2 separate regions of the Homo sapiens genome follow, and region 1 is linked to region 2. A link is an interaction called in ENCODE POLR2A ChIA-PET data of the cell type or tissue named here. Cell type or tissue: IMR-90. All regions are shown on one strand.

Region 1 (4,000 bases), 420 kb before region 2:
AGAATAGCCTGATCTTGAAAAAAAACAAATTTGGAGGATTTATATTACCTGATTTTAAAACTTATTACAAAACAATAGTAATGAAGGCAGTTTGGAGACGGTGACAATGTTGACAAATGGATCAACAGAACACAACAGAATGTCCAGAATAATACCAAGACATATATGGTTAAAAGGTTTTCAATCAAGATACAAAGGCATCTCAATAGAGAAAGTACAGCCTTTTCAGCAAATGGTGCTAAAACAATTGGATATCCAAATGCCACAAAATGAACTTGAATCCAACCCCAGCACCATATTTTTAAAAGTTAACTCAAAATGGGTCATAGACTTGAATATAATGCCTAAAACTCTAAAACTTCTAGAAGAAAACATAGGAGAAAATCTTTATGATGTTGTTATGCAAAAATTTCTTTAGATAGAATACCAAAAGCAAGGTCTATAAAAGAAAAAAAATCAGAGATTGAACTTCATCAAAATTAAGAACTTCTCTCTTTGAAAGACACTATAACTGGGCATGAGGTTCATGTCTGTAATCCTGGCTACTCTGGAGACTGAGGTGGGAAGATCACTTGAGCTCAGGAGTTCAAGTCCAGCCTACGCAACATAGTAAAATACTATCTTAGGAAAAAAAAAAAAAGACAAATCACAGACTGAGAGAAGATATTTTAAAATCATGTATCTGATAAAAGACTTGGTATCGAGAAAAAAAACAGCTGTCTAAACTCAATAATAAGGAAACAAACAAATCAATACTAAACGGGTCAAAGATTTGAACAGACATTACACCACAGAAAATACATGGATTACAAATACACACATGAAAAGAAGTTCAACATCATTGGTCATTAAGAAAATGCAAATTAAAACCACAATAACATCCCACTACTCACTTATTAGAATGTATAATTTTAAAAGACTGACTATATCAGCCAGGCGCAGTGGCTCACACCTGTAATCCCAGCACTTTGGGAGGCTGAGGAGGGCGGATCACTTGAGGTCAGGAGTTTGAGACCAGCCTGGTCAACACGGTGAAACCCCATCTCCACTAAAAATACAAAAATTAGCCCGGCATAGTGGTGCACGCCTGTAGTCCCAGGTATTCAGGAGGCTTAGGAAGCAGAATTGCTTGAACCCAGGAAGCAGAGGTTGCAGTGAGCCAAGATCATGCCACTGCACTCCAGCCTGGGCAACAGAGCGAGACTCCATCTCAAAAAAAATTTTAAAAAGACTGACTATATCAAGTGTCAGTGAGTATGTAAAGCAACTGGAACTCTCAGATACTGCTGGCAAGAGTGTAAAAATGGTTTAACCACCTTTTAAGAAATTGATATATCATATTTGTACATATTTTGGAGTACATGTGATATCTTGATGCATGTGTACAATGTGTAAAGATCAAAGCAGGGTAACAGGGGTATCCATCACCTCAAACATTTATCTTTTCTTTATGTTGGAGATAGCCAATTCTTCTCTTCTAGCTATTTTGAAATATACAGCGAATTATTGTTAACTATAATTTCCCTAATGTACTAATGAATACTAGAGCTTATTCCTTCTACCTAACTGCACTTTTGTACCCATTAGCCACTTTGGAAGGCAGTTTGACCGTTTCTTTAAAAGTTAAACACACACATTCCATGTGACTCAGCCATTCCATTCCTAGATATCAACCCAAGAGAAGTGAAAGTATACATCCATTCAAAGACTTACATATGAATATGCACTGAAGTTATCTAGTAATAATTTAAAACTGGAAACAATTCAAATGCATAACAACAGAGACTAAATAAATTGTGTCTATCCATACAATGAAATATTACTCAGCACTAAAAAGCATAAGTGGTTGATAAAAGCAACAATATGTGTGAATCTCTAAGTAATCATGCTTAGTGAAATAAGTCAGAGAAAAAAAAGTATATTCTTTATAATTCCATTTTTATAAATTCTAGAAAATAAAAAAAATCTTTGGTGTTAGTAGATCAGACATTGGTGACAAGATGAGGCTGGAAGGATAAATAAAAGAGGAGTACAAGGAAACTCTGGGTGTGTTTGATATGTTCCCTATTTTTCATTTTTATTAATTGTTTTTATGAGTATATGCATATTTTAGAACTTATAAGATTGTATTCTTTAAATATGTGAGCTTGTTGTACATCAATTGAACTTCAAAAATCTGATAAAAACAAACAAAACAAAAACAAAACTAAGGGGAAGACAGAGTTATTACCTTCAACTTATCCACCTCATAAAGGTCTTCAGTAGCATTTTTGTGTGAGTTAGTGGATTTACTCAGAGCCATTGCTGTTACCATCCCTTTGCAACAACTGCAAAAAGGGGGAAAAAAAGAAAAAGAAAAAGAGCAAATACACACTCAGCATAACCTATTTATTGCTGGTTCTTCTTCTAAGTGTTTAAAATTTTAAAAATCCAGACAAAGTGGAAGTTCACCATAATAATTCAGCTACTGACTCACCAAGGAGAATAATTTGTCTCCTCAATTTCTTACCCTTGTCCTCCTTCTCCCTTCCATCCCTCTTATTCTTGACCCTTAGTAATACTGAATTGAAATGAAGGGAAAATTTGCTTAGAATGCAAAAGCTACTTCCTGAATTTAAAGTAATGATAGCATCAAGCTTGCATCTCAGTTAATAGATTACAATTTTCCAGACTTCATCTTTATTCAGTGGAAATCTTCTAGCTTTTCAGATATAAGGGTTTGTGGGTTGTTGTTTTTTTTTTTCTTCCATTTTGTAAAAAGAAGTTTTGGTTGGCATTTAGTGAAGCACATAAAAGTATACATTCAGGGCTGGGCATGGTGGCTCATGGCTGTAATTCCAGGACTTTGGGAGGCCAAGGTGGGCAGATCACTTGAGATCAGGAGTTCGAGACCAGCCTGGCCAACATGGCAAAACTCTACCTCTACTAAAAATACAAAAATTACCCAGGCATCGTGGTGCATGCCTGTAAATCCCAGCTACTCAGGAGGCTGAGGCACAAGAATCTCTTGAGCCTGGGAGGTGGAGGCTGCAGTGAGCCGAGATCACGCTACTACATTCTAGCCTCGGTGACAGAAGAAAACTCTGTCTAAAAAAATACATGACGGTACACAAGAAACTACAATATTCTTCTTAAATCCACTCCCTCACCAGTATGTGTAAAAGTGTAAGATGTGTCTTATTTATGCAAGAAAGTGAGTCCTTTTTTCCTAATTCTTACTCCCACATACACACACTTCTCATCCTGCCCGTGCCAACAGTTTTCAAAAGAAAAACCAAAATCTCATATTATAACTGCTCACAGTGTTAAAGCTAGTTGAAAAACTGAACTAGTATTTCTTTCAAGGTTTTAAAATAACTCCTATTGCTACTACTTCACTGTCTCTTCTCTGTTATATGCGACATTCAATTCTTCAAAAGGGCAACAATAAAATAACCGCTTCACCTGCTCAAATAGCTGGAGTATTGGTACAACTTCCTTGTCAGTTCAATCGCATCTAGCTCCAATCGCGCAACTCCTATATCATGTTTCTCAGCACTTTCCTCCTCCAACTTTAGGAGACAGTCTTGGTCAGTAAAGTTGGGTATCATTAAAATCAGCAAGTTTACCATCCACTGGATCATAGATATATGTAACTCATCCATCTGTTAAAAAATGAGTATAATACAAATGACCCACTTTAAATAAATCAAACAGTAAAAATCACACCAAATTTTAAAATAGAAATGATCGTGCCTGTGTCCAACTTTCAACATTATAATTCTTAATGAAATCAAGTCATCAGCTAGCATGACCCTATTTTCTTTTGCTCACTACATGACACTAAGCTACTCTCTTCTTTTTATTGATATCTATTTATTTAATTTTTTTGAAACGGGGTGTCACTCTGTTGCCCAGGCTGGAGTGCAGAGGCATAATCATAGCTCACTGCAACCTTGACCTCCCCAGGCTCAGGTGATCCATCCATCTTAACCTCCTGAGTAGCTGGGACCACCATGCC
Region 2 (4,000 bases):
GAACTTTTATGTAGGGCTACCTGCTCATTTCTGAGATGTTCTGACTTGGATTTAGCATCCCATTGTAAATAAAGTAGGTTAGCTGGGAAGTTCTTCGACAACCAACTTGATTTCAAGACATTTTTATTATTTATTTATTTATTTATTTATTTATTTAGAGACGGAGTCTTGCTCTGTCGCCCAGGCTGGAGTGCAGTGGTGCAATCTCGGCTCACTGCAACCTCCGCCTCCCCGGTTCAAGCGATTCTTCCCCCTCAGCCTCCCAAGTAGCTGGGATTACAGGCGTTCACCACCACGCCCCCGCTTTTTTTTTTTTTTTGTATTTTTAGTAGAGACGGGGTTTCGCCATGTTGGCCAGGCTGGTCTCGAACTCCTGGCCTCAGGTGATCTGCCTGCCTGCCTTAGCCTCCCAAAGTGTTGGGATTACAGGCGTGAGCCACTGCGCCTGGCCGTTTTTTTCCAAAAAAAAAAAAAAAAGAGGTAAACACTTTTTCACCAAAGAGTCAGTCCCGTGTAGAAACAATAAATCCAAACACCAGTTTCTAGATACGTCTCTTGAGTATTTCAATAAATACTCCTTTCCGTCTCAGGCCTTGGAGGCTGTGCTCGTTTTAAAGTTCTGGAAGCAGTATCTCATGGATGACGGGGACATCTAGAGGCTGCTGGGAAAACTACAGACAACTATGATTCTTTAGCAAGCATTACGGTGCTACTCAAGGGCGGTTCCAGAACCCCACCACTGGCATCACCCAGGAGCTTGTTAGAAATGCAGAATCTCAGGCCCCAGACATACTGAATCAAAACCTGCACTTTAAGAAGGTCTTTCTGTGCAGGGAGCCATGGCTCATGCCTGTAATCCCAGCACTTTGGGAGGCTGAGGCAGGAGGGTGGCTTGAAGCCAGAGTTTCAGACCAGCCTGGGCAATAAGGCTAGACCCCTTGTCTCTACCAAAAATAAAAATAAAAAATAAGCTGCGTGTGGTGGTGCGCGCCTATAATCCTAGCTACTTGAGAGGCTGAGGGAGGAGGATCACTTGAGCTCAGGAGTTCGAGGCTGCCAATGAGCGATGATTGTGCCATTGTACTCCAGCCTGCGTCAAAGCAAGACTGTCAATCCAAAAAAAAAAAAAAAAGCCTAAGGCAAAATTGGCACACAACACCTTTATTGATGTCATCTGAGTATGACCTAGCTTTACAACAGACATCTTCCCAACCCCACTGAAGGCAATCAGAACCATCTGCCTTGGAAACACTGGGTCAAAAGCAAGTCTCGGCCTGGGACGGTGGCTCACGCCTGTAATCCCAGCACTTTGGGAGGCCAAGGCAGGTGGATCACTTGAGGTCAAGTGTTTGAGACCAATCAGCCCGGCCAATATGGAGAAACCCCGTCTCTACTAAAAATACAAAAATTAGCCGGGCGTGGTGGCATGCGCCTGTAGTCCTGGCTACTCGGGAGGCTGAGGCAGGCGAATTGCTTGAACCTGGGAAGCGGAGGTTGCAGTGAGCTAAGATCGCGCCATTGCACTCCAGCCTGGGCACTGCAGTGAGATTTGGTCTCAAAAACAAAACAAACGCAAGTCTCCATATTTAAATAACCCTGCATGAGAAACATTACAGGAATGTTTCCCAGCTCATCTATGTTCCTTTAACATCTACACAGCACTTGAGGTGGACTGAGAATGTCCTCAAGAGACAGGGCACACAAACATTTCCTAGAACAATGAGAAACCCCTGAAGCGATATTTCTGGTGACCCAGATACTGAAAATACAGGCCCAGAAGGCCCTGTATCCACTAAGCAAATAGTTCTGCATTTCCGGAGTCAGGGGTTCTATACACACCTCTCGTCAAGCCTGGATCAATCTCCACTTTTTCAATGTAGGTACTGCCTAACCCAATCCCTCCCAATCCCCACCTCCATGATCCTCTCCCGTTTCTTATTCTCACTGCAATTAATTTATATAATTCCTGAGGGACTTGGTGCCTCACAAGCAGTTTTTTTTTTTTTTTTTCTGCCAGGTCTAGACTGCAGGCTCTTTGAGGGAAAAGACAGTCACTATCATCTCAATGGTATACCACAGCTTGCAGCACAATGGCCCACAGATCTACTGATGACAGACCAAATATCTCACAAATTGTGATTTAATACCATTATTCCTTGGGGCTTATACTGCAACTTACCTTACAAAACCCTACCCATGGAAATCCAGTGGCTATGACCATTCCTATCTATTTTACAAAATGACGACTGCTAAAAATCAGTCTAATAAGCAAACATACTAGGTAAAATTACCCAGTAACAGAGCCCCGCCCTCCCTACTCCCAGCTACCTTTTTCAAACTCTAATACCAGTCGTTCTGATATGCTTGAGAAGCAAATGAATCCTGAACTCTAGCCTGGAAAAGAATTTGTATGTGGTGAGTCAGTGAGATACACAGACCAGGCTCTACTAGCCTCCCACATGTATTCATGTACAAATGACAAAAACTAGCACAAATATGCTGCAAATAAAATAGTTTTGTTTTGTTTTTTGAGACAGAGTTTCGCTCGTTGCCCAGGCTGGAGTGCAATGGCACGATCTCGGCTCATTGCAACCTCCGCCTGCTGGGTTCAAGCAATTTTCCTGCCTCAGCCTCCGAGTAGCCGGGATTACAGGCGCCTGCCACCACACCCAGCTATTTTTTTTTTTTCTTTTTTTGAGACTGAGTTTCACTCTTGTTGCCCAGGCTGGAGTGCAATGGCACAATCCCAGCTCTCCGCCTCCCGGGTTCAAGCGATTCTCCTGCCTCAGCCTCCCCAGAGTAGCTGGGATTACAGGCATGCACCAAGCTGGCTAATTTTGTATTTTTAGTAGAGAAGGGGTTTCACCATGTTGGCCAGGCTGGTCTCAAACTCCCGACCTCAGGTGACCCACGGGCCTTGGCCTCCCAAAGTGCCGGGATTACAGACATGAGCCATGGTGCCTGGCCCAATAAAAATCTTAAGAGCTTTGCTCAGTTACCTGGTTGAGGTTTATGATGCTGGATTCTATTTCAAAAGTTAAAAATCTAGGTGTCCTAAGAAGTACTACTAGGGCAACTGGCCTTCTCTTCCTGCCTTTTTTGTAGTGTGCTGACAAGTTCTTCAGGATTCATAATTCTTTACCTCTAAGGAAGCTGCAAAAATGGAGTTAACTATTAAATATACAAAAAGCACCTAACAATGATCCCATAGAAAATTTTGGTATAGTTACAATCTAGTATGAACCGTTTGAAGACTGGTGAGGAAATTTAAAGGTCTAATCCACCAGGTACTGTGAAACTATCCCTGTGGAAGTTTAAGTGGTCACAAAAGATGTAATCTTCTTCTGTCCCCTAACAGGAAGGGAACTGAAATAGGAACCACTGGAAATATCCTGAAGGGGGAAAGAAGAGGAAAAGATCAGATATCAATATTTATTAAAATCTTTATTCATTTTCTTTTTTCAGAATTGAAACCCATAGAACACATTAGAAATTTAGATCCATATCTGTCTTGTTTGGTATCTTACCAAGTACAATCTCTGTCTGTGCAACAGCTCTGAGAGGAAATCCTTGGCAGATCAAAAGAGAGGGTAGTGGCTCCCACACTTTCCATTTAAGCAAATAAATGAGCTTCTGAGTAGTTGTTCCCAGTTTCACCCAACATTTTGTGTTTATGAGAAACACCTTAGTTCCTAAAAACCTGTGGTAGTCCAGTACCTAGCCCCTACCTTGTCACCACCCAGACTTGAGGAATTGAAGGGAAAAAAACTGGCCTTCCCCTGTAGGATGAGTTTCCCAAGGCCAGATGTGCCTGGCTCACTAGTATGTCTGGCCTGTGCTGGCACACTAGAGTTGCTCAGTAGTTATTCGCTGATGAATGGTCTTTATGTTAATTAGGGTCCACTCTCAGAGACTGAGAACCTTTCACTAAGGTTCTTTCTGAATCCTTCAGAAAGTCAGTGTTCCCCTTTGTCAAAATAAATATGTTTTTCTTGCTAGA

Evidence for each region. Peaks named below come from ENCODE experiments on the same cell type or tissue, not always from the same donor. Only the 100,000 strongest peaks of a DNase experiment are listed, where the experiment ranks them.
Region 1: POLR2A ChIA-PET joins it to region 2 with 12 read pairs; 1 of 35 experiments calls an interaction of 5 or more read pairs at or near these places.

The regions. Positions count from the first base shown.
Region 1 is chr1:179,491,182-179,495,181 of GRCh38, reverse strand. AXDND1 (axonemal dynein light chain domain containing 1) reads right to left here. Exons shown (of 26, transcript NM_144696.6): 19 at 3,445-3,644; 20 at 2,231-2,327. Among named protein-coding and RNA genes, the nearest start is that of NPHS2, 83 kb to the left of the region's middle. In IMR-90, no CTCF peak of the experiment used is centred here; a DNase peak (open chromatin) is centred at 1,651.
Region 2 is chr1:179,075,993-179,079,992 of GRCh38, reverse strand. FAM20B (FAM20B glycosaminoglycan xylosylkinase) reads right to left here. Exons shown (of 8, transcript NM_014864.4): 8 at 3,426-4,000. Among named protein-coding and RNA genes, the nearest start is that of TOR3A, 4.1 kb to the left of the region's middle. In IMR-90, a CTCF peak has its summit at 646; DNase peaks (open chromatin) are centred at 642 and 2,422.